Linked DNA regions of Homo sapiens: region 1 is linked to region 2. A link is an interaction called in ENCODE POLR2A ChIA-PET data of the cell type or tissue named here. Cell type or tissue: PC-9. All regions are shown on one strand. Links, peaks and the distances in the headings refer to the core of each region. The heading gives the core; the rest is flanking DNA.

Evidence for each region. Peaks named below come from ENCODE experiments on the same cell type or tissue, not always from the same donor. Only the 100,000 strongest peaks of a DNase experiment are listed, where the experiment ranks them.
Region 1: POLR2A ChIA-PET joins it to region 2 with 25 read pairs; 4 of 35 experiments call an interaction of 5 or more read pairs at or near these places.

The regions. Positions count from the first base shown.
Region 1 is chr22:35,621,774-35,637,759 of GRCh38, forward strand. It overlaps LOC284912 (a long non-coding RNA gene), which reads right to left. Exons shown (of 4, transcript XR_001755514.1): 2 at 15,174-15,435; 3 at 9,641-9,720; 4 at 5,803-5,886. It also overlaps a transcript of MB not described here. Among named protein-coding and RNA genes, the nearest start is that of MB, 12 kb to the left of the region's middle. RefSeq lists enhancers at 295-810, 1,469-1,763, 12,385-12,514. In PC-9, for the core only: CTCF peaks have their summits at 5,577 (motif pointing right), 10,025 and 10,224; DNase peaks (open chromatin) are centred at 5,858, 8,288, 8,808 and 10,070; H3K4me3 peaks cover 2,000 bases; H3K27ac peaks cover 5,832 bases.
Region 2 is chr22:35,698,165-35,714,150 of GRCh38, forward strand. It overlaps the pseudogene MRPS16P3 and a transcript of APOL5 not described here. Among named protein-coding and RNA genes, the nearest start is that of APOL5, 12 kb to the right of the region's middle. In PC-9, for the core only: no CTCF peak of the experiment used is centred there; a DNase peak (open chromatin) is centred at 7,197; H3K27ac peaks cover 580 bases.

The sequences.
Region 1 (15,986 bases), core at 4,515-12,514, 75 kb before region 2:
CACCCAAGACTTTTCTTGTCCAGACTGAACATCCCAGGACTTCCACTGAGCACCCTCCCCAGGCAAGGCAAGTCGGGGGCCTCAGTCTGGTGGAGAAAGACGGGCTCTGCCATCTTCGGTCTCCAGCCACTCTCACCTCTGGTCACATGCACACAAAGAGAACGCTATAGCAAAGGGGATTCCAGCACCCACCTGCACAGGTTTGAGCCCCTCAGGCAGCTGTGCACCTGGCCCACAGTTTTTATGGTCAGAAAATCCAATCTAGGTGACCTAGGAATTTGCTAGCCCTTGGACAGCTGACAATTCCCTTTGGTAAATCTGGGCTTAAGACACCACCAAGGGAGATCAAAGATGTGGCAAGAAGGAGAACTCTGGCTCCTCAAAGCCAGGACTCCCCACGATCTTCACTACTCTCTTCCTCCTCCTTCTGGGAACCAGCCTTTGGAGGCCAGTCTGGGCAGTGCCTCCCTCCTGCCAGCAGGCCCTCCCACCCCACCCCCAGCTTAGCTTGTGCCTCCCTGGCAGAGTCTACCCTCCTGGACCAGCGCCAGGCCAGGGCTCAGAGCAGGGCTGAGGCCTGGGAGTTGCAGGACCTGCTCAAGGCCCTTGATGGGGCAGCAGAACCCCCAAGCTTGCTCCAGACTCCCAGGAACCCACCCACCAGGGCTGCTCCTCTCCAGCCCCTCAGCATCCATCATACTGACCACAGCTCCCCTTCTCCCCAGCTGTCCTCGCAGAGCCTCCAGCCAAGCGGCCAGGGCTGGGGGTGGGGAGAGGTGTCTTATAGCAGCCGGGGAGAGGCACAGGGAACTAAAAATACAGTTTACATGGCAAGGCTCCTCCTCTCCCTGCAGGCCCAGAGGGGCTTATTGGAGGAGGGCTGGCAGGGACACAACATCCTAATCCCTTAGTCAACAGGTGTGGCCTGGGACACCGACCTGCCTCCCCCCTCCACCCTCCCCAGCCTTGGAGGCTCCGAGTGGCTCCTCCAGCTCCACCATCCACCTGTCACCTGGACAGAGACCAGCCCCGCCTCCACAGTCACCTAACCCCACATCCACCCATCCTCCCCTTCCTTCAAGGCCCATTGCATAGGAACGGCTCCCCTGCCAGGACTCCTCCCACCCCGCTCTACCCATTCCCAGCAGATGTGCCCTCTTCCCCACTCTGGCTCCAGCATGGGTGCAGCCTTCTCATCTCTCTTGCTTTGGGGTGCACCTGTCTGGACTGGCTTCTCCCCATTTCTACCCTGTGAGTGCCTCAGAGGCAGGAATATAAAAGCCACAAACTCATATTGTACTTAGTGCACACCAGGGACACCCCTCCTCCCAGCAGCCCTTTCTTTTGCAGGAGACACTTTTACAAGCGTCACTTTACACTTGAGAGAACTGAGGCACAGAGAAGTTAAGTAACTTACCCAGAGTCACACAGCGAGGAAATACCAAGCCCAAGATTGGGACCCAGGTAGTCTGGCTTCAGAGTCTCTGCTTCATGGCTAAGAACTGGTCTAATTTGGAGTCCTTCCCCCTCACTCTCTCACCTGCTCTACAGTACCTAGCAAAGGACCAGGCCAACATGCTCTTTGATTGTTTATTTTTGGATTGAGTCTGCCCAGGGTTTTGGCTTGCTGGAGGCAAAGGCAAAGACAGTCGGTGACCTTGCCCCAGGGCTGACAACGGGTGCCCTACTGCCATCTAGTGGCAACAAGGAAAAAAGCCTGCACCTCTGCCCTTCCATCTGGGCTCTCCAGTCCCTCAACCCAGCCAGTGGGGAGGGGTCTTTTTCTGTCTCTATATTCGTTATATTCATGGCGCCTTGCTTAGAAGACCATGGATGGCTTGCCAAATTATTAGAAGATGAATTGTGATCTTTTAATATTGTGATCCAGGAAAAGTGGCATAACTTTCCAAGGGCGCTTTTTTTTAAATCTGTAAAATGGAAATTTTGAAAAGAATAACCTACCTCAAATGTCACTATGAGGACTGAAAAAGGGAGCACTGGCCAGGCGCAGTGGCTCACGCCTGTAATCCCAGCACTTTGGGAGGCTGAGGAGGGAGGATCACTTGAGGTCAGGAGTTCAAGGCCAGCCTGGCCAACATGGTGAAACCCTGTCTCTACTAAAAATACAAAAATTAGCCAGGCATGGTGGTGCACTCCTGTAGTCTCAGCTACTCAGGAGGCTGAGGCTGGAGAATCGCTTGAACCCAGAAGGCAGAAGTTGCAGCGAGCCGAGATCACACCACTGCACTCCAGCTTGGGTGACAGAGTGAGACCCTGTCTCTAAAAATAAATTAAATAAATAAATAAATAAATAAATAAATAAATAAATAAATAAAATTAAGAAAAAGGGAGCACTGAATGTGGTGGATACATAGTGATAAAAGAAAAACTTCAGCCAAATTAAATGTAAAGGAGTTTAACAGAGCAGTGAATGATTTGCGAGCAGGGCAGCCTCCCGAGCCAGAGTAGGTCTGGAGACTCCACAGCTAAATAGTGGAAGATTTATGGACAGAAAAAGGAAAGTGACATACAGAAAACAGAAATGAGGTACAGAAACAGCTGGATTGGTTACAGGTTGGCATCTGGTTTATCTGAACATGGTTCGAACAGTTGGCTGCATTTGATTGGCCAAAATGCGGTGATTGGCACAGTGTAGGCTATAGTCTGTCTATACCTCCACTTGTTATAGTTCATGATGTACAGAAAAACTTTTAGGCCCAACTTAAAATATGTAAGGAGGCGGCTAGAGGTTAAACTTTTTTAACAACAGTAAGTGCTCAATAGTTGCTCACGGTGATATAAGGTATCCATGGTCCTTGCTCTCAAGGGACTCAAAGTCCAGTGGAGGAGATACCTCAGTGGGATCTGGAACGCAGCAGACATTTCAGCAAAGGCTTTGGAAGGGTGAGAAGGCAGTGCCTAGGCCTGGGAGGTGAAGGCCTTTGAGGGATCAATAGGAGTTTGTTCAGAGGTGATGGCTGGCCTGGATGTGAACGTATGAGGGAGCGTTCTGCAGAGTGTTCTAAGCAGAGGTACCAAACAGTGCTGCAAAAGCCTGCCAGAGACGTGTGGGGCAAGTGGGGCTGTGGGAGGTGACACCTACTGGGAAGAACTTTATGTGCCAGGCTCAGGTGATGCCTGAGCAGCGTTTTGAAGGATCAATAGGAGCTTGTTAGGAGCAAAGTGAGGAAGGGATATTCCAAGCACAAGGACCAAGACAAGGACTTGGGGGCTCAGAACGGATAGTCACGTTCCACAGCACTCATGCTCACCTGGTGTGTGCCAGGCTCCGTGCTGGGCTCTGGGGGGACTAAGGTGACACCGGCTGGCCTCCGAGCATTGAGAGGTGGTAGGAGGGAGGGATGTGTGACCTAATGTTGTCAGTACTTTCTGATAAGGGCAATAATCGAGGTCATTCAGCATAGGGCTAAAGGCTTTGGAATGAGACTCCTGGACTCGGCCCTACCATGCACTACTTTTGTGATCCATGAAAAGTATCATAACTTTCCAAGGTCTATGCTTTTGTTATCTATAAAGTGGAGATTTTGAAAAGAATAACCTATCTTAAATATCATTGTAAGGATTAAAAGAGGGAGCACCCAGCATGGTGCCTGATACATAGTAAGTGCTCAATAATTGCACACTGTGATATAAGGTAGAGAGAAATCATGGAGTAGGGAAACATTAATTCCACCAAGGAATTAACATGTAACTGAGAAGGTGATGTCCGAGCAAGGTTTTGAAGGATCAATGGGAGTTTGTTAGGAGCAAAGTGAGGAAAAGACATTCCAAGTACAAGGATCAAAACATTCAAGGACATAGAAGTTGGTGTGTTAGGACTAGGTTTGGTTGTTGGTAACAGAAAACTCAAAATAACATGGCTTCAGCAAGAGAGTATTAATTTCTCTTTCATATAGAAGTCTAGAGGCAGGGGATTCAGAGCTGACATGGCACACCACAGTCTCGGGGACCCAGCTTCAATCTACCTTAGTGCTCTGTCATGTTACACATATGGCCTTCACCTCCTCATCCAAGATGGCTGCTTGAGCTCCAGCCATCGTGCCCTCATTCCAACCAGCAGGAAGGAGAAAGGGGTGAAGAAGGTTGTGCCCCTATCTTAAAGAACACTTTCCAGAAGTTGTAATTAATACTTTATCTTGCTGCGCATCCAATGGCCGTACCTCACTGCAGAGGAGGCTGGGATATGTAGTCTTTATTTCTACATGGCCACATCACCAGATAAAAATTGGAGTTTCTACTACTTAGAAAGAAGTGGGGAAGGTATATTAGATGAAAATGAGCGATTTCTATCATAGGAGACATAAAATAGCATGCTATGCAGGACGCATAAATATTTTGGTGTTTCCGTGGTGGAAAAAGTGAAGGGGAGAGTGATGATTACAGAAATAAACAGAGGCCAGGCATGGACAGCCTTGGGAGCCACAGACGTGGGGGCGTGTCCCCAGGGAGAGCCACAGAAGGGTTTCCGAGCAAGGGAGAGCCATGGTCTGATTTGCTGTCCTAGAAACATCACACTAATTGCAGATGTGATTAACATAATGGAGGGGACACGTCTGGAGCCAGGAGGCATTTCTCCCTAACATTTTATTATAAAAATTTTCATACATGCAGCAAAGTGGGAAGAATCTCACACTGAAAACCACCTAAACTCTACCACTGGCATTTTACTAAATGAATTTAATCATGCTTCTCTCTCCCTCTACGCACCCATCCATTCTTCTTGTTTTGTGGCATTTTAAATTGCAGACATCTATCTGATTCCCTGCAGAAACTCCACAATACATGACATGAACAAGAGTTCAAAATTTCTTTGCATTTTCTGTTTTGCTGTAAGATGTAAAATTTACATTTAATTGCACATGTCTTAAATATACATTTGCTGAGATTTGACAACTACACTCACTTGTGTAGCTCAAACTGTATTAAGTTAGAGAACATTGTCATCACCCAAAGTTCCTGCACGCCCCTCCCCAGTCAATCCTGGCCCCCTCACCTGCCAGAGACAACCACTGTCCTGATTTTTTTTTTTTGAGGCGGAGTCTCAATCTGTCACCCAGGCTGGAGTACAGTGGTGTGATCTTGGCTCACTGCAACCTCTGCCTCCCGGGTTCAAGCAATTCTCCTACCTCAGCCTCCGGAGTAGCTGGGACTACAGACACATACCGCCACACCCAGGCTAATTTTTTATTTTTATTTTTAGTAGAGACGGGGTTTCGCCATGTTGGCCAGACTGGTCTCAAACTCCTGACCTCAGGTGATCCGCCTGCCTCGGCCTCCCAAAGTGCTGGGATTACAGGCATGAGCTACTGTACCTGACCTTACTTCTTTTAAAACCACAGATTGGTTTGGGGAAGGCAGACATTTGAAAGCCTGTTGGGGGGCCATGTACTGAGTGGGGTGGGGTTCGGAGCTGAAGGAGAGGCAGGGCAGAGGGAGACAGGATTTCCAGGGCTTCCCTGCAGGTTGAACTTGGAGGCTGGAGAGAGTCATTTAACCAGAGTGCCCGTCATCTGCTGCCAGGAGTTGAGTTTCTCGCTGAGTGACCGGGCAGATGGTGGCGCCATTTACTAAGGTGGGGTACCCAGGACGAGGACGGGCCGGGGGTGGGTGGAGACCAGTTTCCTTTGGGACACGTAGCATCGGGTGTTCAAGGGGCATGTGCCTGGCAGTTGTAGGGATACACAGCCATCCCCAGGGCAGCTCCTTTCTTCTGACCCCTGTGGAGGTGTGAGCTGTCCTCTGGTGAGGTGGTGCCAGGGAGCGGTCGCCAGGTTTGTCCACCTCCTTCTTGGCCAGCCGGCACCAGCGTGTATCGGGCTCCCTTCACCAGGAAGGGGAGGTGCTCTCCTCGGTCTACCCTGAAGGCTGCACAAGGGGCGTAGAGAGGGCATGGGTGTGGTTACTTCTGGGTGGCAGGACATGGGAAAGGAGACCTTACTCCTTAGGGGAAGCTGGGGAGCTCAGGCGCCCGTCTGGGCAGTCTCCAGGCCAGGTCCTCTCCTTCCTTGTTCCCTCCCCAGCATTCTGCAGCCACACACATTCTCTCTCCCCAGGCACCGCCCATCCCTGTCCCAACACCTCCCACCATTCCCTTGAAAAACAATCAAACCCCAGCTCCCCCAGGAAGGAGGCGTCAGAGTCAGCTCTGCTCCAGGGAGGGCCCCCCAGGGAGGGGGCAGGAGAAGCAGAGAGGGAAAATGAAACCACGGTCACCCTGGGCTGCAATTAGGTTTTCTCTGGTCTCTCTCAAATCAAACACAACCCACAGCAGAGCCATTTCTTCCTTAAAAGCCCATTTGTGGTTCATGCCTGTAATCCCAGCACTTTGGGAGGCCGAGGCGGGTGGATCACGAGGTCAGGAGATTGAAACCATCCTGGCTAACACAGTGAAAACCCATCTCTACTAAAAATACAAAAAAAAAAAAAAAAAAAATTAGCCGGGTGTGGTGGCGGGTGCCTGTAGTCTCAGCTACTTGGGAGGCTGAGGCAGGAGAATTGCTTGAACCTGGAAGGCGGAGGTTGCAGTGAGCCAAGATCACACCACTGCACTCCAGCCTGGGCAAGAAAGCAAGACTCTGTCTCAAAAAAAAAAAAAAAAAAAAAAAAAAGAAAGAAAAAAGAAAAAAAAAAGCCCATTTGGTCCTCAGGAGATATTGCTATTCTTCCCATTAGCGTGAGTTGGACTCATTTCTTGGGAATCAATGCCCCATCCTTATTCTGCTAACACAGGATTGGGTTCCCCTTCCAGAGTTGCATCACAAAACATCCTGAATTTATCTGGCAATTTGGAGAAGCCTCAGTTTACCCCATCGGGCTGAGGGTTACAGTCTAAGCTATAGGAAGTGCCAGCGTAGAGGAGGCAGCAGACGTCACCTGGGGAGGATGTGAGGGAGGAAGAGAAGGACCCTTGCGGGGGTCAGCAGCATTTCAGAATTGGGAAGAAGAAGAGGAGGTGGGGAAGAAAACTTCCTAGAGGGGACGACAGGGTCAGGCCTGCATTTGAAGGGTGGATGAGAAGAAAGCCTCATGGGAGATGAGGAGGACTACTAAGGGCTTCTTATGTACCAGGCTTGGGTGAGGGCAGAAATACAAATATGGCTGCCTACACTGGTGTGTTAGCATACTAGCTGCTGTAACAAACAGCCCCCAAATCTCATGATGTGTCCTTAGCCATGGCTCAAAAGATTTCGTTCTCATTTATCTCCCAGTCCAATGTAAGCTGAGAAGAGGGCTCTCCTGCACCCAGTGATTCAGGCACTCAGGCTCCCTCCCCAAGGACTTCCAAAACCCCCATCCCTCTGCATCCAGCAGGCAAACCGCTGGAGAAAGAAATGAGGGTGGGCTGGGCAAGGTGGCTCACGCCTGAAATCTCAGCACTTTGGGAGGCAGAGGTGGGTGGATCACTGGAAGCCAGGAGTTCGAGACCAACCTGGCCAACATGGTGAAATCCTGTCTCTACTACAAATACAAAAATAAGCCTGACATCATGGTGGGCGCCTGTAATCCCAGCTACTCGGGAGGCTGAGGCAGGAGAATCACCTGAACTCGGGAGGCGGAGGTTGCAGTGAGCCGAGGTCACGCCGCTGTACTCCAGCCTGGGCAACAAGAGTGAAACTCCATCTCCCAAAAAAAAAAAAAAAAAAAGGGTGGAGGATCTTGTAAGGGGTTTTAGGGGGTATGCCTGAAAGTGGTGCTCATTGCTTCTGCCCAAATTCCATCAGCCAGATCACAGCCACAGGCACCGCTTACTTGGAGGGAGTTGTGGGAATGAGGTCTCTCTGTGTGCCCAGGAGGAAATGAAACAGGGTTTGGTGACTGTACGGCATTGCCTGCCCAGTCATGGCCCAAGATAATAATAATAATCTAGTGGAAAGATGAGAAAGGGAAGCTGGGAATAAAATATTTATATAAAGAATGCACCCTAATATTCCACACAGCACATAATAGGTGCTCAATACTTTTTCAAGTGAGTGCTGTATCACCACTGATCAAATACACAGGCGCTGGGGCAGGTTCCAGGGGCTGGGGAGAGGGTTGATGGCACAATAGAGGCATGAAAGGTGGTAAGAGCAAAGTTAGAGAAGCAGGAATGCACGTGGAATGTTCAGAAAACCCAGAGAAGACCAGTTTGGCTGGGTCAGAAGTTTTGTGAAGAGGATGGGTCACGGAGGCAGTTGGAATGTAGGCTTGGAGGGCATGGGGAATGATTTTGAACTTGAAGAATGTTGGCGGCTCTCAGCAGGCCCTGAGGAGTGGCTGTGGTTGTGGGGTGGGGTGGGGGTTCCCAGGCATCCTGGATGAATCATCAGGGTCAGTTAAAATTAGTCACCACGACCCCGCAGGGGAAGCCAAAAGACAGTTGTGTGGCTTATGTGGTAGCTGGGATTTGCCTCGCTGGGGGATCTTTGGCCTTCTTAGTTTGGAGATGGGGGAGCAGAGGAGGGAGAGGAGAGGAGGAGGAAGAGGGGAGGAGGAGGAGGAAGAGGGGAGAAGGAGGAACAGGGGAGGAGGGAAGGAGGCGGAGGGGAAGGAGAAGAGGAGGGGGGGAGGAGGAGGAGGGGAGGAGGAGGGGAGGAGGAGGAGGAGGAGAAGGAGTCCCACTCCACCCTGCCCCCATGATGTGCGAGCACTAAGATGGCCTGGGACAGAACTGGATACGACACAGTTTGGGGAGCTCTTCTGAAGGCTAATAATGGTAAGTTCAAGTACACATAAATGTCTTTCTCTCTCAAGGAACAGTCCCAGGCTTAAAAGCCTTGTGGGGCTGCTCCACCAAGCAGCCCTGGTTCTTCCTGTGGCATTGCTCAGCCCCGACCCACACATCCACATTCCAGCCCCAGCCAGCAAGGAGGACTGGGAAGGGAGGGCACATCCCCTCCTAAGGGAAGGCCCACACTCAGCTCAGTCCTCACTGGCTGGAATGTGGTCACATGGTAAAGCCGGCTGCAAGGGAGGCTGGGAAGCCTCTTTAACTATGTGGCCATGGCACAGCTAAAACTTGGGGATCCTATCATTAAGGGAAGAAAGAGAGAAGGGAGACAGTGTATCTAAGCAGAGAAGCCTGAGCTTTTCCTGCTGGTTCCCCGTGGATTGAGGGTATCGTGCAGGGTCTGACATTCCCGGGTGCTCCGCTGAGGGGAGGTGGAGTTGTGGAGGTGGCTGGTGGTCCCTGGAAAACTGGGAATTGAGACAAAAGAGCTCTGAGCCCAAAGATTCAGCACGTAGACGCAAAAGGTCCTGGCCATGAACTTGACAGCACAAGACCACAGAAGGCCCGGTGGACCAGGTACACCTCAGCAGGCGTCCAGGTCCCCAGAACAAAACAGTCATCCTGGAGCAGAGAGCAGGGACCTGGGGACGCCCCAGCATCTGCACACCTGTCCAAGGGCCCATCTTCCCGCCTTTGCTCTCCTCCCATCTATCCAGCACCATGTTGGAGAGGAGTAGGTGTGGAGGTAGCCAAAGGAGGAAACTGAAATACTGAGTATATACCAGGAAGACTAAGATGCCATTGTTGGCTCATCTAAGTTGCCCCCTGACACGCTGCAGTGAGAGAAGCTTAAAAACAAGAGGCAGTGTCTTACAGTGGTCAAGGGTGTGGATTCCGGAGCTAGACTACCTGCATTTGAATCCTGGTTTCACTGCTTGCTGTGTGACCTTGAGAAAGTTACTTAATCCCTCCGTTCCTCCTTTCTCCATCTGTCAAATAGCAGTAATTAGAACCTGCCTCAGAGGGTGTTGTGAAATCTGAACTACTTATAATACTTAAAACTATACCTCGTACGGAGTAAGCACTCAATACACATGGGCTATTGGTCTCAATTATAGATAATAAAGAAAACACATTTTTAAAACATCTGCGTTGAAATGATTTAAAATTTTACCTGTTACATGATGAGTGAATAAGAGCTGTGAGGCCGGCGAGGGCAGGTACTGTATCTATCTTGCGTTGCCATTGCTCAGTTCAGGGCCAAGTTCATGACAATGCCAGCCTCACCACCACCACTTGGGGCGCCACACCCTAAGCACATACCACTGGCCTGTCTGGGTCCAGTAGCTTTGAGTCCTTTATAAGCAGTGGCTCATTTAGTCCTCATGACCATCTTAACTAGGAGGTACTTGGTAATAATTGCTGAATAAAGGAAATGCCTTCCACCCAGGACAGGTGAATAATGGATGGAAAAGTGCTTTGTAAACTGTAAAGCAGGCTACTTGTGAGGATGCAAACACTTAGGACCCCTTCCCCAAGGGCCTAGGATTCTGTTCTACTTTCGGCTTGGCTGTTACCTTGGGAGGAATGCACCCTGTGTTCTAGAATTTTCCCTCCACATGTCCCTCTTTCAAAATGTAGCTGTCTTGGTGTTCGAGACCAGCCTGGCCAACATGATGAAACCCTGTCTCTACTAAAAATATAAAAATTAGTTGGGGGTGGGCCAGTCACGGTGGCTCATACCGTTAATCCCAGCACTTTGGGAAGCCAAGGCGGGTGGATCACCTGAGGTCAGGAGTTCGAGACCAGCCCAGCCAACTAAAGTAGAGACAGCCCGTCTCTACTAAAAATACAAAAAATTAACTGGGCGTGGTGGCGGCACCTGTAGTCCCAGCCACTCAGGAGGGTGAGGCAGGAGAATCACTTGAACCCAGGAGACAGAGGTTGCAGTGAGCTGAGATGGCGCCATTGCACTCCAGGCTGGGTGACAAGAGTGAAATCCATCTCAAAAAAAAAAAAAAAAAAAAAAATTAGCCAGCCTTGGTGATGCACACCTGTAATCCCAGCACTTTGGGAGGCCGAGGTGGGCGGATCACCTGAGGTCAGGAGTTTGAGACCAGCCTGGCCAACATAATGAAACCCTGTCTCTACTAAAAATACAAAAATTAGCCAGGCGTGGTGGTGCCCACCTGTAGTCTCATCTACTCGGGAGGCTGAGGCAAGAGAATCGTGGAGGCGGAGGTTTCGGTGAGCTGAGATTGTGCCACTGCACTCTAGTCAGGACAACAGAGTGAGACTCGGTCTCAAAAAAAAAAAGTAACTGTCTTGTGTATCATTTTTCCTCACAGTTTGTCTTAGTAGTAACTGAGGGAAATTCACCCTTCTCCCGCCCCTGACCTGAGGAATTTTCTTTCAACAAAGGCCAGGAAAGGCTTGATATTCAGCCCCAGAGGAAGGACCCTTTACTCCTATTCTGCTGTAGACTGGACTCCCTGACACTCTGGCATTATGCCCTGTGGACTCATCTGCTTCCACCCTCCCCAGCTGTGCAAAGCCCATGCACTGAGGGCCTCCCCACGGGGCACCTTCTCCAAGGAGGCTCCCCAAGATCCCCAGCTCCAAGTAGACGTCTCCCTGCAGGCCCCATCCCCTTCTTCCTGGCAGGATACTAACTATGGCCCTTGTCATAGCTCTGTGGGAGGAAACACTGTCTTTATTCATTGATTGATGGATGCAGTAATTCATTCATGAATTCACTCAGCGATACCTATTGAGTACCTCTTCTGTATCAGGCATGACAGCCACAGTGCAAACATAGTGGCCAGCACATAGTAGGGGAACAAACACTGACTGAATTTCAGGTGCCAAAGCCAACATGTGGGGGAGATATTTGGAGACTAGGGGTCTCTTTCTACTCTGCTAATATACACACTGCCTGGGTGGGTGAAAGGCAGTGTTGCTTTTCAGTTTATAATGAAGGAAGGAAGGGAGAAATGAGAGGAGAGGGAGAGAGAGAGAGCGCATGTGTGTGTGTGGGGGGGTGCGTGTGTGCGTGTGTGTGCGTGCATGTGTCTGTGCATGTTTGTGTGCGTGTGTGCATGTGTAAGTGTGTGTGCGTGTGTCCATGTATGTGAGTGTGTGCGTGTGTCAGTGTGTGCGTGTGTCCATGTATGTGAGTGCGTGTGTCAGTGTGTGTGCGTGTGTGAGTGTGTGTGCGTGTGTAAGTGCGTGTGTGCGTGTGTGTTAGTGTGTGTGCATGTGTGCTTGTGTTCACACGTGTGTGCATGTGAGCCCGTGTGTGCAAGAGTGTGTGCGTGTGTGTGTGCGTATGTGTGAGAGTGTGTGTGTGTGCAGTGTGCCTGGACGTGCTTATGTAAGCATGTGCCTGGGATCATGGATGTGTCTCTCTAAGGGTGTGGCGCCCAGATCTTCAAGGATGTGGAGAATCACTCCGTTTGCTGAAGAAGGGAGTACTAGCTACGGGGAAGAAGACAAATACATACACAGCAGGGTGAAAACTTGAACAGGGTTCAGGGCAGGGAGTGGCTGAATCATAGGGTGCAGAGCGGTAAGAGATGGATGGTGATGCTAGACAGGTGGGCAGGATCCAGTTGTAGAAAGCTCTGACATCATGGCCAAATCCTAACCACCCTCTAAGCCCTGACACAAAGGACACGCCCTCCAGGAAGCCCTCTGTTGTTGTCTTTTGTTGTGTCTGTTTCACCAGCACCCTCCCCTTCTTCCCTATTAGGAACTTGCTGCATTTGGCTCGCCCTGCCTCTTGACCACAGTGACTTTGCTTCTGAACTGAAGTTCAGAGATGGACACATGGTCAAGCCAGACAAAGCCGAATCTTCCCTGAGACTTTTCTGATAGAGTTCTTGGAAGGACGTTGCCATGTAGCAAGGATGTGAGTTTGGGATTGCAGGTGGCCCCTGGCCTGAAGAACCAAATCAAACAGAGACAGGGGACAGCCAAGAGGTTCAGCAAGATGGAGCCCTGATGATTTTTTCTAAATCACAGGACCCAGCTCTACCTAAAGCCAACTGCACTCTGGACCTTCCTGCTAAATCATTCGTTCATTCAACAAATAGCTATTGAAGCCAGGCGCAGTGGCTCACACCTGCAATCCTAGCACTTTGGAACGGCGAGGTGGGTGGATCACTTGAGGTCAGGAGTTCGAGAGCAGCCTGGCCAACATGGTGAAACCCCGTCTCTACTAAAAATACAAAAATTAGCTGGAAATCGCTTAAACCCGGGAGGCAGAGGTTGCAGTGAGCCGAGATCATGCCATTGCACTCCAGCCTGGGCAACAGAGCGAGACTCCATCTCAAAAAGACAAACCAAAACAAATAGCTATTGAATGACTACTACATTCATCAGAAATCTCTGGAGAAACAGAACCAATAGGAGAGTTAGGTAGATCGATTTATTATAAGGAATGGCTCACGTGATTGTGGGCTGAGAAGTTCCATAGCCTGCCATTTGCAAGCTGGAGACCCAGGAAAGTCAGTGTTATAATTCAGCCAGAGTCTGAAGGTCTGAGTATCCTGGGAGTAGATGGGGTAAAGCCCAGTCTGAGGACAGAAGACAAATGTTCCAGCTCAGGCAGTGAGGCAGAGAGCAAATTCCCCTTCCTCCACCCTTTTGTGTGATTCAGGTCCTCAGTGATTGGATGATACCTGCTCACGTGGTGGAGACCATCTGCTTTACTCAGTCTACTAATGCAAATGCTAATCTCTTCCAGAAACCTCCTCACAGACACAGCCAGAAATAATGTCCAACAAAATATGTGGGCATCCCAAAGCCCAGTCAAGTTGACACATAAAGTTAAATACCACACCTACTGTGTGCAAGGCACAGTCCTAAATAGTAAAAATACAGCAGTTAAAAAAAAAGTCAAAGATCCAACCAAATGGAGCTTACACAATAGTACGAGGGGATGGATAGAAACACAATAAATAAGATAAATAATAAAAATAGAAAGCATGTTAGATGATAAATCCTATGGAGAAAAATAAAGCAATAAAGTAGAGAAGAAGCATAGAGAATGTTGAGCAGAGAGTGGGAGATTCTTTTTTTTGAGACAGAGTGAAACTCTGTCTCAAAAATGGAATCTCACTCTGTCGCCCAGGCGGGGGTGCAGTGGCATGATCTCGGCTCGCTGCAACCTCTGCATCCTGGGTTCAAGCAATTCTCCTGCCTCAGCCTCCTGATTAGCTAGGACTACAGGCATGCACCACCCCACCTAATTTTTGTATTTTTAGTAGAGATGGGGTTTTGCCATGTTCCCAGGCTGGTCTCAAACTCCTGGCCTCACGTAATCCACCTGCCTTGACCTCCCAAAGTGCTGGGATTACAGGCGTGAGCCCCCACACCCGGCCCTTACTTTTTATTTATTTATTGGAGACAGAATCTCACTCTGTCACCCAGGCTGAATTGTTCAGCAGCACAATCTCTGCTCACTGCAGCCTCAGCCTCCTGGGCTTCAGCAATTTTCCCACCCCAGCCTCCCAAGTAGCTGGGACCACAGGCACATGCCACCATGCCCAGCTAATTTTTGTATTTTTTATAGAGACAGGGTTTCACCATGTTGCCCAGGCTGATTTTTAATTCCTGTGTTCAAGTAATCCAGCTGCCTCAGACTTCTCAAAGCGCTAAGATTACAGGAGTGAGCCACTGCGTCTGGCTTAAAATGTACTTTAAAATTTAATTTAAATGTATTTGATAAAGATTTGATAAAGATTCAGTGAGATAAAGGAAATATTTGATAAAGATTCAAAGAGATAAAGGAGAGAACTACAGAAATACCTTGCGGGGTGGGGGGAAAGCATTTCAACAGAGGGAATAGCAAATATAAAGAAAGGCCCTGACGTAAAAGTATGTCTTACTTATTCAAGGTACAGTCACATTCCATGAGCCAAAAGTGATTTCTGTCACTTGCAATCAAAACATTCCTACCAGCCGGGCATGGTGGCTCATGCCTGTAATCCCAGCACTTTGAGAGGCTGAGGCCGGCAGATGTCCTGAGGTTGGGAGTTCGAGACCAGCCTGACCAACATGGAGAAACCTCATCGCTACTAAAAATACAAAATTAGCCAGGTGTGTGGCGCATGCCTGTAATCCCACCTACTCAGGAAGCTGAGGCAGGAGAATTGCTTGAACCCAGGAGGCAGAGGTTGCAGCGAGCCGAGATCGCACCATTGCACTCCAGCCTGGGCAACAAGAGCGAAACTCCATCTCAAAAAAACACAAAACAACAAAAACAACAAAAACATTCCTACTAATATAGTTTCCCTGATCACCCCTCAAGAAGCAGACCCTCTTCCCTCCCTCCCAGCTGCCTGCTATCTGTGCCCCTGGCCACATTTACTATCAGTGCTTCACACAGCTGCCTTTATTTCAAATCATTTGTTATTGAGAAACATCATTAAACACCTACTATGTGCAGCATGCATGCTCACAGCCTGACATCGATACTGTCTCCCATTTATGAGTGCCATCAGGAAAGTTCAGAAAGGCTCATTTTTCCCAGGGCCACAGTCCCAGCAAAGGGCAGAGTTGGGATGCAAACCCAGGCTTGTCCAAGCCCAAAACCCACATTTGCAGACTTGGCATCCCAGCTCCATCTCAAGTTGAAGACACTGGGCATATGTTCTGGAAGAATGTCAACTTCTCCTTTGGAACTCAGGTGCAATTCAAGCCTGTAAGGAAAGCAATGCTTTCAATAACAAAGCTTCGGCCAAACAGTACAGCAATCGCTTTACACACAGCAGCTCATTTCATTTCATAAAGCCCTTGTAAGGCAAGGTTTGCTATGTGCATTTTCAGGTGAAGAAACGGAGGCTCTGATGACCCTGCTGCAACCTCACCTGACTGGTCTGTGCGGCTCCTTGTTCCCACGGGTTCTTAATCCCCTCCTCTGAGTCCTGCAAAGCACTTTGCATGGGGCTAGGCTTTGCTCTCAGCAGCCCTTGCTCTCACCAGAGCACCCCCCGAGCTGAAATCCCTGAAGCCCAGAAGCCCCTCTGCAGAGCCAATGCAGTCCCTAGAAAAGATGCTGGCTCAGATGGAATCTTAACCCTGGCTCCCTGTCCCAGTGGGAGATCTGAGCTTCCTGGGGGTGGCCCTGTCAGAGCTGACATCCCACCCACCCTGCTCTGTCCCCTGCAGTTCCTGAGGGGCTCATCCTTCCCTATGTTTGAGTTTCCATCCTCCCACCCCACCCTAAGGCAGCCAGGCCACTCCCCGAGAC
Region 2 (15,986 bases), core at 2,644-10,643:
CTATTAGGAGCAATGTCCCAGAAGGGGTGTGCACCCCCTGCTCTATTGGGAGTGATATCATCCTCTCTGTCCCTGGATATTAGGAACAATATCACTAGGGAGTGTACACCTCCTGCAATAGTGAGACTAATATCATCCTCTTGCCCCCTGGATATTAGGAACAATATCACAGGGGTGGTGTACAACCCCTGCAAAATCAGAAGAACTATCATCCTCTCCAACTTTGGATGTTAGGGACAATATCACGGGGGAGGTCTGCGCCCCCTGCGATATTGGGGGTCATATCATCCTCTCCCACCCAGAATATTAGGAACAAGATGACCGAAGGGATGTACACCCACTGCGATATTTTCAATAATGTCATCCTCTACACCCTGGCTATTTGGAAGAACATCATAGAGGGGTGTACACTTTCTGCGATATTGGGAGTAATATCCTCTCCTCCCCGGATATCAGGAAAAATTATATTAATTATTAATATTAATATATATAATAAAAATTAATACTAATCGCCGATATTAATAATTACAATAAAGGGAGTAAAAACTAATGCTGGTTAAAAATATTAAAGATTGGTATTAATAATTAATAGTAATGTCACTATTAATAATGAAGTAATGATATCAGTAATTAATCTTAATTAAATCAATAAGTGATGTTGCTAATAAAATAATAATTAATATTGTTTAATAACCAATATTATTGATAAATGGCATTCATATCAATAATTAATTTTAATCGTGCATGATGACATATTTAAAATAATTATCAATAATTAATAATCTTATACTATTAATTAATATTAACATTGATAATTATTATTAAAATTGATAATTGATGTTTAATAATTGATAATATTATTACTCCTAATCCCTCAGGGGTGTACACCTACCTGTGATATTGTTCCTAGTATCCAGGGACGGAGAGCATGATTTCAGTTTTAATATCGCAGTGGGTGTACACTCACCCTGTGACATCGATCCTAATATACAGGGGGTAGAGTATGACATGACTGCCAACATAGCAATGAATGTACAGCCACCTGGTGATATTGCTCCAAATATTCACGGAAGAAGCGTATGATATTACTCCCAATATCGCAGGGAGTGTACACCTCTTCTGCGATATTTTTCCTAGCATCCCGAGGGGGAGAGGATGATAATAATTCCAGTAGCGCAGGCTGTGTTCACCCACCCTGTGATATTGTTAGTAATATCCTGGAAGGGAGAGGATGATATAGAGCAGGAGGTGCACACCCACCCTGGGATATTGTTCCTAATCTCCATGGAGGGGAGAGGCAGATATTACTCCCAATATGGCAGGGGCTGTATATCCACCCTGTGATATTGTTCTTAATATCCAAAGGCCGAGAGGTTGATATCACTCCCAATATCGCAGAAAGTGTACAGCCCCGTGTGATACTGTTCCTGATATCCAGAAGGGGAGAAGATGATATTAATCCCCATATCGCAGGAGGTGAACACCCACTCTGTGATATCCTTCCTAATATGCAGGGGGAGAGAGGATAATATTATTCCCAATATTGCAGAAGATGTACACGCCCCCCCCCCCACCCGCCCGTGATATTGTCCTTCATGTCCTTCTCAGTCCAAGGCAGGGAAGATGGTATCGCAGAAAGTGTACACCCCCAGTGATATTGTTCCCATGATCCAGGAGGGAAGAGGATGATATTACTTTCCCATATCGCAGGGGGTGTACATGCCCCCAGTGATACCGTTCCTAATTTCCACGTGGGAGAGGATGATATTACTCTCAATATCACAGGGGTTGTATACCCCGCCTGTGATATTTTTCCTACTATCCAGAATAAGAGAGAATGATATTACTCCCAATAGTGCAGGTGGTGTACCCCCCCACCTTCCACCATGTGATATTGTTCTCAAGAGCTAAAGAAAGAGAAGAGAATATTATTCTCTGTACTGCAGGTGGTGTACACCCACCTGTGATACTGTTCTTAATATCCAGGGAGGGAAGAGCATGAGATTACCCTCAATATCGCCGTGGGTGTACACCCACTATGTGATATTGCTCCTAATATCCAGGGGGTAGAGTAGGACATTACTCCCAATATAACAGTGGGTGTACATCCACCCGGAGATATTGCTCCTAATATTCAGGGAAGCCGAAAATGATGTTACTCCCAATACCGCAGAGAGTGTACAACCCTTCTGTGATACTGTTCCTAGTATCCGGAGGGGGAGAGGATGATATTACTTTCAATATCGCAGGCTGTGTACACCCATCCTGTGATATTGTCCCTAAAATGCAGGAAGGGAGAGGACCGCATTACTTTCCATAGAGTAGGAGGTGTACACCCACGCTGGGATTTTGTTCCTAATATCAAGGGGGAGACAGCGTAATATTACCCCAATATGGCAGGGGGTGTACATCCCCCCTGAGATATTGTTCTTGCCATTCAGAACAGGAGAGGATGACATTACTCCAGATATGGAAGAAAGTGTAAACCCCCGTGTGATATTGTTTCTAATATCCAGAAAGAAAGAAAAGGATATTAATCCCCATATCGCAGGAGGTGTACACCCACTCTGATATTTATCCAAATATGCAGAGGGGAAAGAGGATAATAATATTCCCAATATCGCAAGGGTTCTGCAACCCCATGTGAGATGGTCCTTCATAATATTCCAAGGCAAAGGGGATGATATTACCACATATATCGCAGAAAACGTACACCGCCCAAGGATATTATTCCCATGATCCTGGAGGGAAGAGGATGATATTACTTTAAATATCACAGAAGGTGTACAAGCCGCCACTGATATTGTTTCTAATTTCAACGTGGAAGAGGAGGATGTGACACCCAATATTGCAGGGAGTAGAAACAGTCCTGTGATACTGTTCTTAATATTCAGGGAGGACGAGGACGATGTTACTCCCAATAGAGACGGATGTACAAGGTCTGTGCACCGATGGTGTACACTCGTCTGTGAAATAGATCATAATTTCCAGAGGCGGAGATGATATTACTCACGATATCGTAGACAGGCTGTGAGTCCACTAATGTGGGCCGTAATAGCCAGGGCGGGAGGGGGGGTGGCTATTCCTCCCCGCATCGCGAGGGGCGGCCTCATCCCCCTGCGATGTGTACCGTAATAGCCAGGGGGGCAGGGGGTGGCTATTGCTCCCCATATCATCACCCCCCTGCGATGTATATCCATTATTAGCGGTCTTTTTCCCCGATATTCGGAACAATTTCATGGGGTTTGCCTACATAGCCTGAGATATGAAAACTGATATCATCCTCTGCACCTCCGGATATTAGGAACTATATCACACAATGGGTGTACACTTTTTGTGAGATTTGGGCTAATCTCTTCCTGTGTTTCCCTGAATATTCGGAGAAATATCACAGGGCGGATGTCCTTCCACTACTCTCTTGGGAGGAGCATCGTACTTTACCTACTGGAAATTGGGAGCAATATCGCAGATGGGCTGTCAAGCCACTGTCATATTTGAAATAATATCATGCTCTCCCCCACCAGTTATGAGGAACAATATCACAGGAGTGTATGTACCTTCTCCGGTATTGGGAGTAATATCATCATCTCTTCCTTCAGATGATAGGGACTATATCACAGGGTGGGTGTACACCCCGTGTATTTTTGGAAGCAATGTCATTCTCTGTTCTTCCAGATTTTAAGATTCATCTCACAGGCGGGGTGTACACCCCTTGTTATATCTGATGTAATCTCATCCTCTTTCAACCTGTATATTTAGAACAATATCCCATGGGGGCTGTACATCTCTTCAATATTGGTAGTAATACCATCTTCTCCTTTCCTGGATATAAGAAACAATATCACAGGAGGGGTGTACACCCCTTGCAATATTGGGAGTATTATCACCTCTCCCCATGTGGTTATTAAGGACAAAATCCCAGGGTGGCTGTACAGTTCCTACGTTATTGGGAGTAATATCATCCACTCACCCCCTGGATATCAGGAACCATATCACAGAAGAGGTGTACACCCCCTTCGATATTGTCAGCAATGTCATCCTCTTCCCACTTGGATATTAGGAACACTACCCCGGGGTTGGGGGCGGTGTACACCCACTGCAATATCGAAAGTAATATCAGCCTCTTTCCCGCTGGATATTAGGAACTGTATCACAGGTGTATGTGTGCACCTTCTGGGATATTGGGAGTAATATCAGCCTCTACCCCGCTGCATATTACAAACAATATATGGGGGGCAAGGCGGTTACACCCCCTGCGATATTGAGAGTCATATTATTCTCTTTTCCCTGTACATTAGGAACTATATCAGAGGGGTCTGTACACCTTCTGTGGTATTGGGATGAATGTTATCCTCTCCCCCACTGAATAGCAAAAACAATATCACAGAAGGGTGTACACCCCTTGCGATATAGCCAGTAATATCATCGTCTCTACTTTTGGATACTAGGAACAACATCACAGAGGGTGTGTACATCCCCTGCAATATTGGGCATAATGTTATCCTCTCTTCCCCTGGATATGAGGAACAATATCCCTGGTTGGGGTGGGGGGTGGAGTACATTACGAACAATATCACTGGGTGCGTGTACACCCCCTGCTATATTGGGTGTAGTATCATCCTCTCTTCCCTAGGATATTAAGAACAATATCACAGGAGGGGTGTACATCCCCTGTGATATTGGGCATAATGTCATCGTCTCCCAACGTGGATATTGGGAACAATGTCACAGGGGGGTGTACACCTCCTTCCATATCGGGAGTAATATCATCCTCTCCCCTCAGGATTGTAGGCAAAATATCGAAGGGGTTTTACAACTCGTGCGATATGGGCAGTAATATCATCCTCTCCCCACCTAGACATTAGGAACTATGTCACAGGCGACTGTACACTTCTTGCGATATTGGGAGTAATATCATCCTCTCCCATCATGGATATTAAGAAGAATATTACAAAGGAGGTGTACACCCCCTGCGATATGGAGAGTAATAGTATGCTCTCCCCTTCAGGATATTAGGAACAATATCGCAGGAGGTGTGTAGAACCCCTGCGATATTGGGAGTCATATCATCCTCTCCCCCTGAATATAAGAAACAATATCACAGGAGGATGTACACCCCCTGCGATATTGGGAGTAATATCATTTTCTCCCCCTCGGGATATTCGGAACAATATCACAGTGGGTGTGTATACCCCCTGCGATACTGCCACTAGTATCATCGTCTCCCTCCCAGCATATAAGGAACAGTATCACAAGGGGGTGTACACCCCTGCGATGTTAGGGGTAATATCTTTCTGAGAAAGGCTTAGAATTGGCAATAAAACTACAACCACGACCAAAATAATACTGATGCTATCTCAGAATTACCTTGCATTTTACCTGTGTTAACTTGTTTAGCCCTCCAACAAATTGCTGAGTTGTCCTCCCATTTTAAAGCTGAGCACGAATTAGTGGACCATCCCCTTCCAGAACTGAGGCTTTGTGGCTTGGGTCGCCAGTGGAGCAGCCCAGTGTCTGGCTGCAGCGAGCCTCTGCTTCGATGCTTGGCCCTGCCAAGGCGGTGGAGCCGGTCGGTGAAAATAGCTGCACACTGGCTGCCCAATGTCCACCTCACTCTTCTCCTCTGTGTATATCCTAGGCGTACCGTGGATTCACCTTCACCATCCTCTGAGCCCTGGGTGGCTGCACCAACTGGCCCTTCCACGGCACTGTGTCTGCTCACAGGTGTCCCAGGAACAGCCATTTCATAGAGCAGTTGGGCTCCTATGGTCCACTGCCCAACAGTCATTAAGAGCAACTCGTTCCCCTCAACCTGGAGAGGATCCGGCATTGGGTTGGCTGTGGGGCCCGCCTATGGAAAAGCTTCTCGGTCTTTCTGGCTTTTTTCCCCTGCATTCTATGCTGACCACAACTGCTGAGTGACTGCAAAGAAAACAGGCACATGAAGTTCTCTTAGCTTTTCAGAAAACAGATACAAAGGCTATAGGAACAGAAGTGAGTTCACTTCAGTGAGCAGAGCAGTGGGAACAAGACCAAGGGCTTCTCAAAATGCTTCTGCAGAGATCTTAATTTTGTTAGATTTAGAGGTCAATAAATGGAGTTTTCTGAGTCACTCGTGCTCTTCTGGCCTGGCCTGAGCAGGGCCCAGGGCAAGATTTACTTTTGTCTGACATAGAGCTGGGTCTTGGTACTAATGAGCTTTTTCAGACTTTGACTTGGGAAAGGCAGTGGCTATAAGCAGGATTGGACTTTTGGGTGGGGCCCTGGGTCTCTTGGACGAATTTACAATCTATTGCCTTCCAAGACTTTCTTCTTCAAAGCCCCAGTCAGACTGTTCATGGCCCATCCAAATCTTTCTATAACATTCATGGTCATCCCATAGCCCAAGGAGTTACTTGCTTATTGATTTTGTCATTGGAAACTGTATTGTTTTGCTTAACACATATCCTTAAATTTACAAAGGTAGATTTGTTATGAAAATTGCTTTGGGGCTGTCATAACCTACCTTTCAAGAATGAGAAACTTGGCGAGGTGCAGTGGCTCACACCTGTAAATCCAGCACCTTGGGAGGCCGAATTGAGAGGATTGCTTGAGCCCAGGAGTTTGAGATCAGCCTGGGCAGCATGGCACAAAACCCTGGCTCTACAAAAAAATACAAAAATTAGCTGAGGGTGGTGGCGCACGGCCGTGGTCCCAGCTACCCGGGAGGCTGAGGCAAGAGGATCACTTGAGTTTGGGAGGTTGAGGCTGCAGTGAACCAAGATCACACCACTGCACTCCAGCCTGGGTGATAGAGTGAGACCCTGTCTCAAAAAAAAAACCAGAAGCTGGAAGAAAACTAATATTGCAAAGCACTTACATAGATCCGAGGCCTTTTACATGCAAGGTTATTTGTGAGGATTATAAGGTATCATAAAGGCAGGTAGGGTTAGCTCCATTTTACAGATGGAGAAGCTGAGGCTTAGAGGTGAAAACTTGCCCAGCAATACAGGATTCAGACCCCAATAGGCCTACCTGGAAAGCCCTTCCCAACATATTATGCTGTTCATAGAGGGAAAAGATGAGCAAAGAATGGGGACTTTTCAAGAATTCACTTAGAATGTCAATGATAGAATCATGTGTGGGTATCTTGAGTTTGGCAATATAAATGACTAATTGTGCAGAAGCAAAATATCACATTTCCTGCTCCAGCAGAACTGCAGGATTCTCCAAACACAAGCGTGACTCACATGGTTGGAGTGCACACTCTGGATAATATAGATTTCAAATTCCGGCATATGATGAAGATATGAGAAATTTACTTATTTATTTATTTTGAGACAGGGTCTCGCTCTGTTACCCAGGCTGGGATGCAGTGACATGATCTTGGCTCACTGCAACCTCCACCTCCCGGGTTCAAGTGATCCTCCTGCCTCAGCCTCCCTAGTAACTGGGATTATAGGAGCCCACCACCACGTCTGGCTAATTTTTGTATTTTTAGTAGAGATGAGGTTTCACCATGTTGGCCAGGCTGGTCTCAAACTCCTGACCTCAGGTGATCCAACTATCTCGGCCTCCCAAAGTGTTGGGATTACAGGCGTGAGCCACCGCGCCCAGTCAGATAAGGGAAATTTATACAGGAGGTTATAAAGCCTTAACAATGTTCCAACATATTTTCTGGGTTTCCTGTTCTGAGAACAATTAGCAACCATCTCAAATTATGGGGTCACCAAAGCTCCCCAGTTTTGCTGCTGGTTGGCCTCTGGTTGCTTCGAGACTTTTTTTTTTTTTCCTGTCTCGCTCTGTCGCCCAAGCTGGAGTGCAGTGGTGTGATCTCAGCTCACTGCAAGATCTGCCTCCCAGGTTCACGCCATTCTCCTACCTCAGCCTCCCGAGCAGCTGGGACTACACGCGCCTGCCACCACGCCCAGCTAATTTTTTTTTTTTTTTTTTTTTTTTTTTCTGAGTGAGAGTCTTACTCACTTTGTTGCCCAGTCTGGAGTGCAGTGGTGTGATCTTGGCTCACTGAAACCTCCGCCTCCCAGGTTCAAGTGATTCTCCTGCCTCAGCCTCCTGATTAGCTAGGACTACAGGCGTGCACCACCATGCCCAGCTAATTTTTGTATTTTTGGTAGAAACGGGGTTTCGCCATGTTAGCCAGGCTGGTCTCTAACTCCTGATGTCAAGTGATCTGCCTGTCTCCGTCTCCCAAAGTGCTGGGATTACAGGCGTGACCCACCACACCCAGCCTCTTCAAGGAGACTTTGAAGCCTCTGGAGAGGACCTACAGGGCCCAGTTTGGACATGAGCATCTCCAGCCCAGGGAAGGGCTCAGTGAAGAAACCCCACTGAGCATGGGCCAGTCCCCCAAGGTGGTGCAGCTCTGTGGATTTCTCCTGGGCATCCCCTTTTCCCCTTTCAGACTCCTCCAGGTTGTTTGGCCTGGGAGCTGACGATGTGAGTGCATTTTTCATTGCAATGAGATCTTAGGGCTCTGCAAGACTTTGACAGAAGAGTCAGGCCTGTGAGTGCTGTCAGACCCTGGCCTGGAAGGTCTGGGGTCTCCCTGGTGTGCAGAGGGCAGGTCTTCACCACATGACGGCGCTTCACAGCCTGGGAAGGGCGTGTCTATCGTTGCGTTTTTAATTTGCATTTGCTTACTTATAAATTATATACTATCACACTCGTCTTTAAGCAAAGAAAAAAGAAAAAGAAATACAAATTACAGTCACACACTGCATAATGATGTTTTGGTCAAAGATGGGTAACCCATAAAATTATAACGGGTTTTTTTTGTTTTTTTTTTTTTTGAGATGGAGTCTCACTCTGTCACCCAAGCTGGAGTGCAGTGGTGCGATCTCAGCTCACTGCAACCTCTGCCTCCCAGGTTCAAGTGATTCTGGGCCTCAGTCTCCCAAGTAGCTGGGATTACAGACATGCGCTACCACGCCTGGCTAATTTTTGTATTTTAGTACAGATGGGGTTTCACCATGTTGGCCAGGTTTGTCTCAAACTCCTGACCTCAAGTGATCCGCTGGCCTTGACCTCCCAAAGTCCTGGGATTACAGGTGTAAGCCACGGTGCCCAGCCCATTTTAATCTTTTATATCATATTTTTACTGTCCCTTTTCTATATTTAGAGATGTTTAGATACACAAATACTTACCATTGTGTTACAGTTGCCTGCAATATTCAGTACAAGCACATGCTGTACAGACCTGTAGCCTAGGACCAATGGGCCATACCACGTAGCATAGGCATGGAGTAGGCCAGACCACCTAGGTTTGTGTAAATATACTCTATGATGTTTGTGAAATGATGAAATTGCCTAAGGATGCATTTCTTAGAATGTGTCCCCTTCGTTAGGTGAGGAATGACTGTACTAATGAGGTTGAGCATCTTTTTAAATATTAACTGGCCATTGGATATCTTCGTTTGTGAAGTACCTATTTCAAGTTTCTCATCCACTTTTCTATTGGACTATACATCTTCTTCTTACTAATTATAGGAATTCTTCACATTTGCTGGAAATGGACCTTTTGTGGATCAAGGGACTATTCAGTAACGAGAGTAAAGGAGGAGAGTGGAGAGTGGTGGGGGGCCTCTCATCAGGCCATAGAAACCACAGAAAAAGTCCTCGGCCTTAGCCTGAGAGCCATGGTGCCCTGGAGAAGGGTTTTTCTTACCATCTGACTATTCTGTTCTCTTCAAGACTGACAGCACTGGTGTCATTTGGGAGTTCGGTTAGAAATACAGAATTCCGGCTGGACACGGTGGCTCATGCCTATAATTCCAACACTTTGGGAGGCTGAGGCGGGCGGATCATTTGAGGTCAGGAGTTTGAGGCCAGCCTGACAAACATGGTGAAATCCTGTCTCTACTAAAAATACAAAAAAAAGTAGTCGGGCATGGTGGCACGCACCTGTAGTCCTAGCTACTTGGGAGGCTGAGGCAGGAGAATTGCTTGAACCCAGAAGACAGAGGTTGCAGTGAGCCGAGATCACACCACTGCACTCCAGCCTGGGAGACAGAGCAAGACTCCATCTCAAAAAGAAAAAAAAAAGAGAGAAATCGAGACCATCCTGGCTAACATGGTGAATCCCTGTCTCTACTGAAAATACAAAAATTAGCTGGGCATGGTGGCATGAGCCTGTAATCCCAGCTACTTGGGAGGCTGAGGCAGGAGAATCGCTTGAACCCGAGAGGTGGAGGTTGCAGTGAGCCGAGATCCCACCACTGCACTGCAGCCTGGGCAACAAGAGCAAAACTCTGTCTCAAAAAAAAGAAAAAAAAAAAAGAAAAAAGAAATACGGAATTCCAGGCCCTGTCCTGTCCAAGACCTCCTGAAACACAATCAGCAATTTGATAAGGTCTCCAGGGAATGATTTACACGGTAAAATCTGGGAAGTGCTGGTTTGTCAAGAACCTTCAGGATCACATCTGTGCTCTTCACAAACATCGCTTGGATTAAAAAGGGGGGAAGGGGCAGAGCCGTCCATGGTTACAGTTCTGTTCCAAGATAAATATACGCTTTCCTCTGCGCTGATTTTTTTCTGATGAGAAGACCAGAATATTTATGCAACTCCCTTGAGTAGTTATATATTTATAGGGGCAGGCAGTGGTCAACAGTGGCCCGAACCATTGGACTCCTTGCTCAAAACTGCCTCAGCTCATCTGCCTGAAATTCCAGTTACTGTCATGTTGTGGGGACCCATATAGGAACAAAACGTGGACTACTCGAGAGGTAGCTACCCTGCGCCCACAGACTGTGACAACGGAGGGTGACCCAGGTAAGTACTTCAATCGAATGAACTTTAATTTCCTTGGCTACACAATGCGAGTAACACAAATGCGCTTCCCTTACAATGCTATTTTGAGTGGTACATGAGAAAATGGATGTCAAGTCTTTTTTTCATTAAATGATATGTCAGTCAAAAGATGAGTGTGGATGGTGGTTACCATGGGTGGTGGACTTGAAATGACCTGTGTTCACTTCCTTTTACTTATCGAAGTGTCAACATTTGTTATCAAGAACATGCAAAACGTATGCATATGCAGGTTTTGAATAAAAAGCTAATGCGATATAATCTTTGTCAGTATCTAGATATATTCTAAAAAGCAAAGCTAAGATAGTATTATGAATCAAAATGTCTTTTCTTCTGTGCTCTGAAGAACTAATAGCATGCCAAAAAAATCATACTAAGGTATAAAACACACAAAATTTTCACACACACACACACACACACACACTTCTTCTGAGAGTTTCTATTTTCATGGCTATTGTAGGCGCCAGTCTGTTGTTTCTGTGCTGAATGTTCTAGAAAGTCTGAAGCCAACATACTTGGTCGCTCAAGAAATTCCTTTGTTTTATCTGAAATCTAGTAACTTCATTACATTTTCCCTGCTGCCACCATTCAGCAACCATTTTTCCTGGGACCTAGTGTGCTCTTTTATATCTAGAAATATTTCTTCAATTTTATCTTTAAATATTTGTTCTGTTTACATTTTCCAGTTTTCTTCTTTGGGGATTCCAAGGAGCATATGTTGGCATTAGCAAAATTCCTATTTATTCCATATGTTTTTGCTAAACTTTTTTCAGCACTTTATTTTCACTTCATCCCTGTCTTCTATATCTTTTTTTTTAATAGTGTCTGTTTTCTCTTGTATAAAATCCAATGAGCATTGATTTTTTTGTAATGACTTTATTTTTCTCTTCTCTTCTTTCCTAAGCTCCACCAGCTTCCATGTGCTTTCCTCCTGTTACCTTGCCATGTTTCCTCTGAGCCCTCACATCTCTGTTTTATGCTCTTGCATTGTAGGGGAAATTCCTTCACTAACTTTAACAAAATTAATTACAGAAGAATGATAGTTTCCATCAGCTTGCTGGCAGCATGTTTCTGGTGAGTGTTCTTTATCTGCTCTTTGTTTTTGTTGTTGTTGCTGTCTGCCTTTAGGTCTTTCTTTCTTTCTCTTTTTTTTTTTTTTTTTTTTTTTTTTTGAGACAGAGTCTTGCTCTGTTGCCCTGGCTGGAGTGCAGTGCTGTGATTATGGCTCACTGCAGCCTCAACATCCCAGGCTCTCAAACGATCCTCCTGCCTCAGTCTCCCAAGTAGCTGGACTACAGGTATGCACCACTACACCTGGCTAATTTTTTTTCTTTTTTATTCTTCTTTTTTTTTTGTAGAGACAGGGTCTCACTTTGTTGTCCAGGCTGGTCTTGAACTTCTGGGCTCAAGTGATCCTCCCGCCTTGGCCTCTTGAAGTGTTAGCATTACAGGTGTGAGCCACCTCACCCAACCCCTTTTTGTCTATATACTTAAATGCCTATAAATGTGTATATATATACATATATATGTACACACACACACATATATATATATTCGTTTTAATTGTAGTGAAATATATATAACCTGAAATTTTCTATTTCAAGCATTGTTAAGGGTACAGGTCAGTGGCATTAGGTATATTCACATTGTTGTGCAGCCATGGCCACCAACATCCACAGAACTCTTGTCCTCTTGCAAAACTGAAACTTTGCCCCAAGTAAACAATAACTCCTCATTCCCCTCCCCCAGCCCCTGGCAACCACGACTCTGCTCCCTAGCTTCATGAATTTGACTACCCTAAGAATCCCATATAAGGGGAATCCTACGGCGTGTGTCCTTTTGTGAGTGGCTTATTTCACCTAGCAGAATGTCTTTAAGGTTCATCCATGCTGTAGCATGGGTCAGAACTTCCTTCTGGCCAGGCGCAGTGGCTCACGCCTGTAATCCCAACACTTTGGGAGGCCAACGTGGATGGATTACCTGAGGTCAGAAGTTCAAGGCCAGACTGGCCAACGTGGTGAAACCCCATCTCTATTAAAAATAAAAAAATATTAGCCGGGCATGGTGGCACATGCCCGTAATCCCCAGCTACTTGGGAGGCTGAGGCAGGAGAATCGCTTGAAGCCGGGAGTGGGAGGTTGCAGTAAGCCAAGATCACGCCATTGGCACTCCAGCCTGGGCAACAAGAGTGAAACTCTGTCTCAAACAACAACAACAACAAAAAAAGCAAACAAACAAAAAAGACTTCCTTCTTTCTTGAGGAGGAATAATAGTTCATGATGTGTATATATCACCTTTTGGTCATCCATTCATCCATCAATGGACAGTTGGCTTGTTTCCACATTTTGGCTATTGTGAGTAATTCTGCTATAACCATTGTTATACAAATATCTCTTTGAGACCCTGCTTTCAATTCTCTTGGGTATATATATACCCAGAAGTGGAATTGCTGGATCATATGTTAGTTTTATTTTTAATTTTTTGAGGAACCACCCTGTTGTTTTACACAAGGTGAAAAACGTGTTGTTTTTTATGGACCAGCTATCTTACACAGCAGCTGCATTATTTTCCACTCCCACCGGCAATTCACAAGCATTCCAACTTGTCCACAATATATATTTCACCATGTTTTTCCTTCCTTCCTTCCTTCCTTCCTTCCTTCCTTCCTTCCTTCCTTCCCTCCCTCCCTCCCTCTCTTCCTCCCTTCCTTTCTTCCTTCCTTCCCTCACGGAGTTTTGCTCTTGTCGCCCAGGCTGGAGTGCAGTGGCATGATCTCAGCTCACTGCAACCTTTGTCTCCCAGGTTCAGGTGATTCCCCTGCCTCAGCCTCCCAAGTAGCTGGGATTACAGGTATGCACCACCACACCTGGTTAATTTTTGTATTTTAGTGGAGACGGGGTTTCGCCATGTTGGCCAGGCTGGTTTTGAACTCCTGACCTCAGGTGATCTACCTGCCTCAACCTCCTAAAGTGTTGGGATTACAGGTGTGAGCCACCGCGCCCAGCCTTCTGTTGTTGTTGTGTTTTGTTGTTGTTGTTGCTGTTTGTTTGTTTTTTGAGACAGGGTCTCACTCTGTCACCCAGGCTGGAGTGCAGTGGTGCTATCATGGCTCACTGCAGCTTCAACCTCCTGGGCTCAAGTGATCCTCCCATTTCAGCCTCCTCAGTAGCTGGGACACAGGCATGTGCATCATACCTGGCTAATTATTTTATTTTATTTTTGTGGAGACAGGGTCTCTCTATGTTGCCCAGCCTGATCTCAAACTCCTGGACTCAAATGATCCTCCTGCCCCAACCTCCCAAAGTGCTGGGATTACAGGCATGAGCCACCACACCCGGCTCATTTTTATTTTTCGGTAAGAGTCGTCTGCATAAGTGTGAAGTGGTATTTCATGTGGTTTTCAAAATAATTATTATTTTTTAATTTTTTGTGGAGACAGAGTCTCACTATTGTTGCCCAGGTTGGTCTTGAACTCCTAGCCTCAAGTGATCCTCCCACCTTAGCCTCCCAACATGTTGGGATTACAGGCATAAGCCACCGTACCTAACCTCGTTGTGGTTTTGATTTGCATTTTCCTAATGATTAGAGGTGTTGGGCATCTTTTCACATGCTTATTGGCACATATTGGGAGAAATATCTATTCACATCCTTTGTCCATTTTAAAAATTGGGGGTTTTTTGTTATTAATTTTTTTTGTGTAGACCTTGTGTTGATGGCTTTTCTTCTTTTCATGGACCAGCTATTTATGGAAAATTAAATAGAAAAAAGCCAGGGCTGTGTTCTAGGCTAGCAGAACTGTTCTTTATGACCTGGGCCTTCTACCTGAATTTCTAGTATATATTTCTCCCCAGCAATGGAATTGGCAGTTTTCAGATTGTTCACAAGGTGGAGTCTTTTCCCCTCTCTGCCTCAAAAACAAACTGCTTCCTACAAATATGGCTTGTCTCACTGTGTTTCCTCATTTAGTCCTATCGTCACTGCTTTGTGGAACCAATCCGGATTCACTGCCAACCTGTACACCTTAGTGGATTCACTGCCAACCTGTACACCTTAGTCTTACTATTTTGAACACAGCATTCTATTGTTGCACTTTGGGAACACCCATTGCCTTGAAGAGAGGCTTTTCTTTTCTCTGAAATTTGCAGTTATCAACATCTTCTCTCCTCTTCCTCCCAAAGCCCTGCTCATTCCCATTGCTTTTGGCATCCTTTTAATCTAGTTTATCTATTTTCCCTCGTCTCTAATAGATGGTATTTGCTTCATTTTCCTTGTTGCTTATGGGTAATTTTTGAAAGAAGAGAAATTGAGAATGTGATCCATTCATGTTCAAACCAGAAGTCTTTGCAAGCACTTCTGAGAGTTGCTGTACTATGATGGAGATAGCGAGAGGCTTGACAGCGAAAGAAACAGATGCTGGGGTCCCTCCCTGCACCCTCTCTCTGGGGTAGCTTCCTCTGAGTTATTCCTCAACCCCTCCACCTACCATTGGTGTTTCCCAGCTCCAGCCTCAGTGCTCTTCTCCCCTCTAAGCTCTCCATCCTCCGTGGATTTTATCTGTTTACGAATTCCCATCTCGGAGTCACCAGGCCTCAGCTCCGTATGGCGCCCCGCCACTCATCGCCTCTCTGAATGACTGTGGGGTCGGTTTTCTTCTTTAGGAGGGGAAGCTGCCTCTCTTCCGGCCTAGGATCCATTGTCATCTGCAGAGAGAGAAGTGCCAAGGGATCCTCAGAGATACCATGACTGCAGCACCAACCAAAATCCACCCAGGTAATCCTCTCCTGTTCAGTAAATTCTCTTGACCCCAGCTCACTGTCCCCACCTACAACGGGAGATGCTAGAGATTATGAAGTGACTTGAGGCACTGGATGTGGCTGATCCTGGGTCCGAAAGTGAAGGTGAGGAACTAAAGTCCCTTTCTTGCCCTATCTCCCATGAGATTCTGCTCACACTCCTCCTACAATTAGAGACCTCTCATCCTGGGTTCCTTAGCTGTGGTGACTGTATTTCATGAACCTCAGATCCAGATACATACTCAAGTCAGAATACAACATCTGTGTTGGCCGGGCGCGGTGGCTCAAGCCTGTAATCCCAGCACTTTGGGAGGTCAAGGCAGGTGGATCACTTGAGGTCAGGAGTTTAAGACCAGCTTGGCCAACATGGTGAAACCCCGTCTCTACTA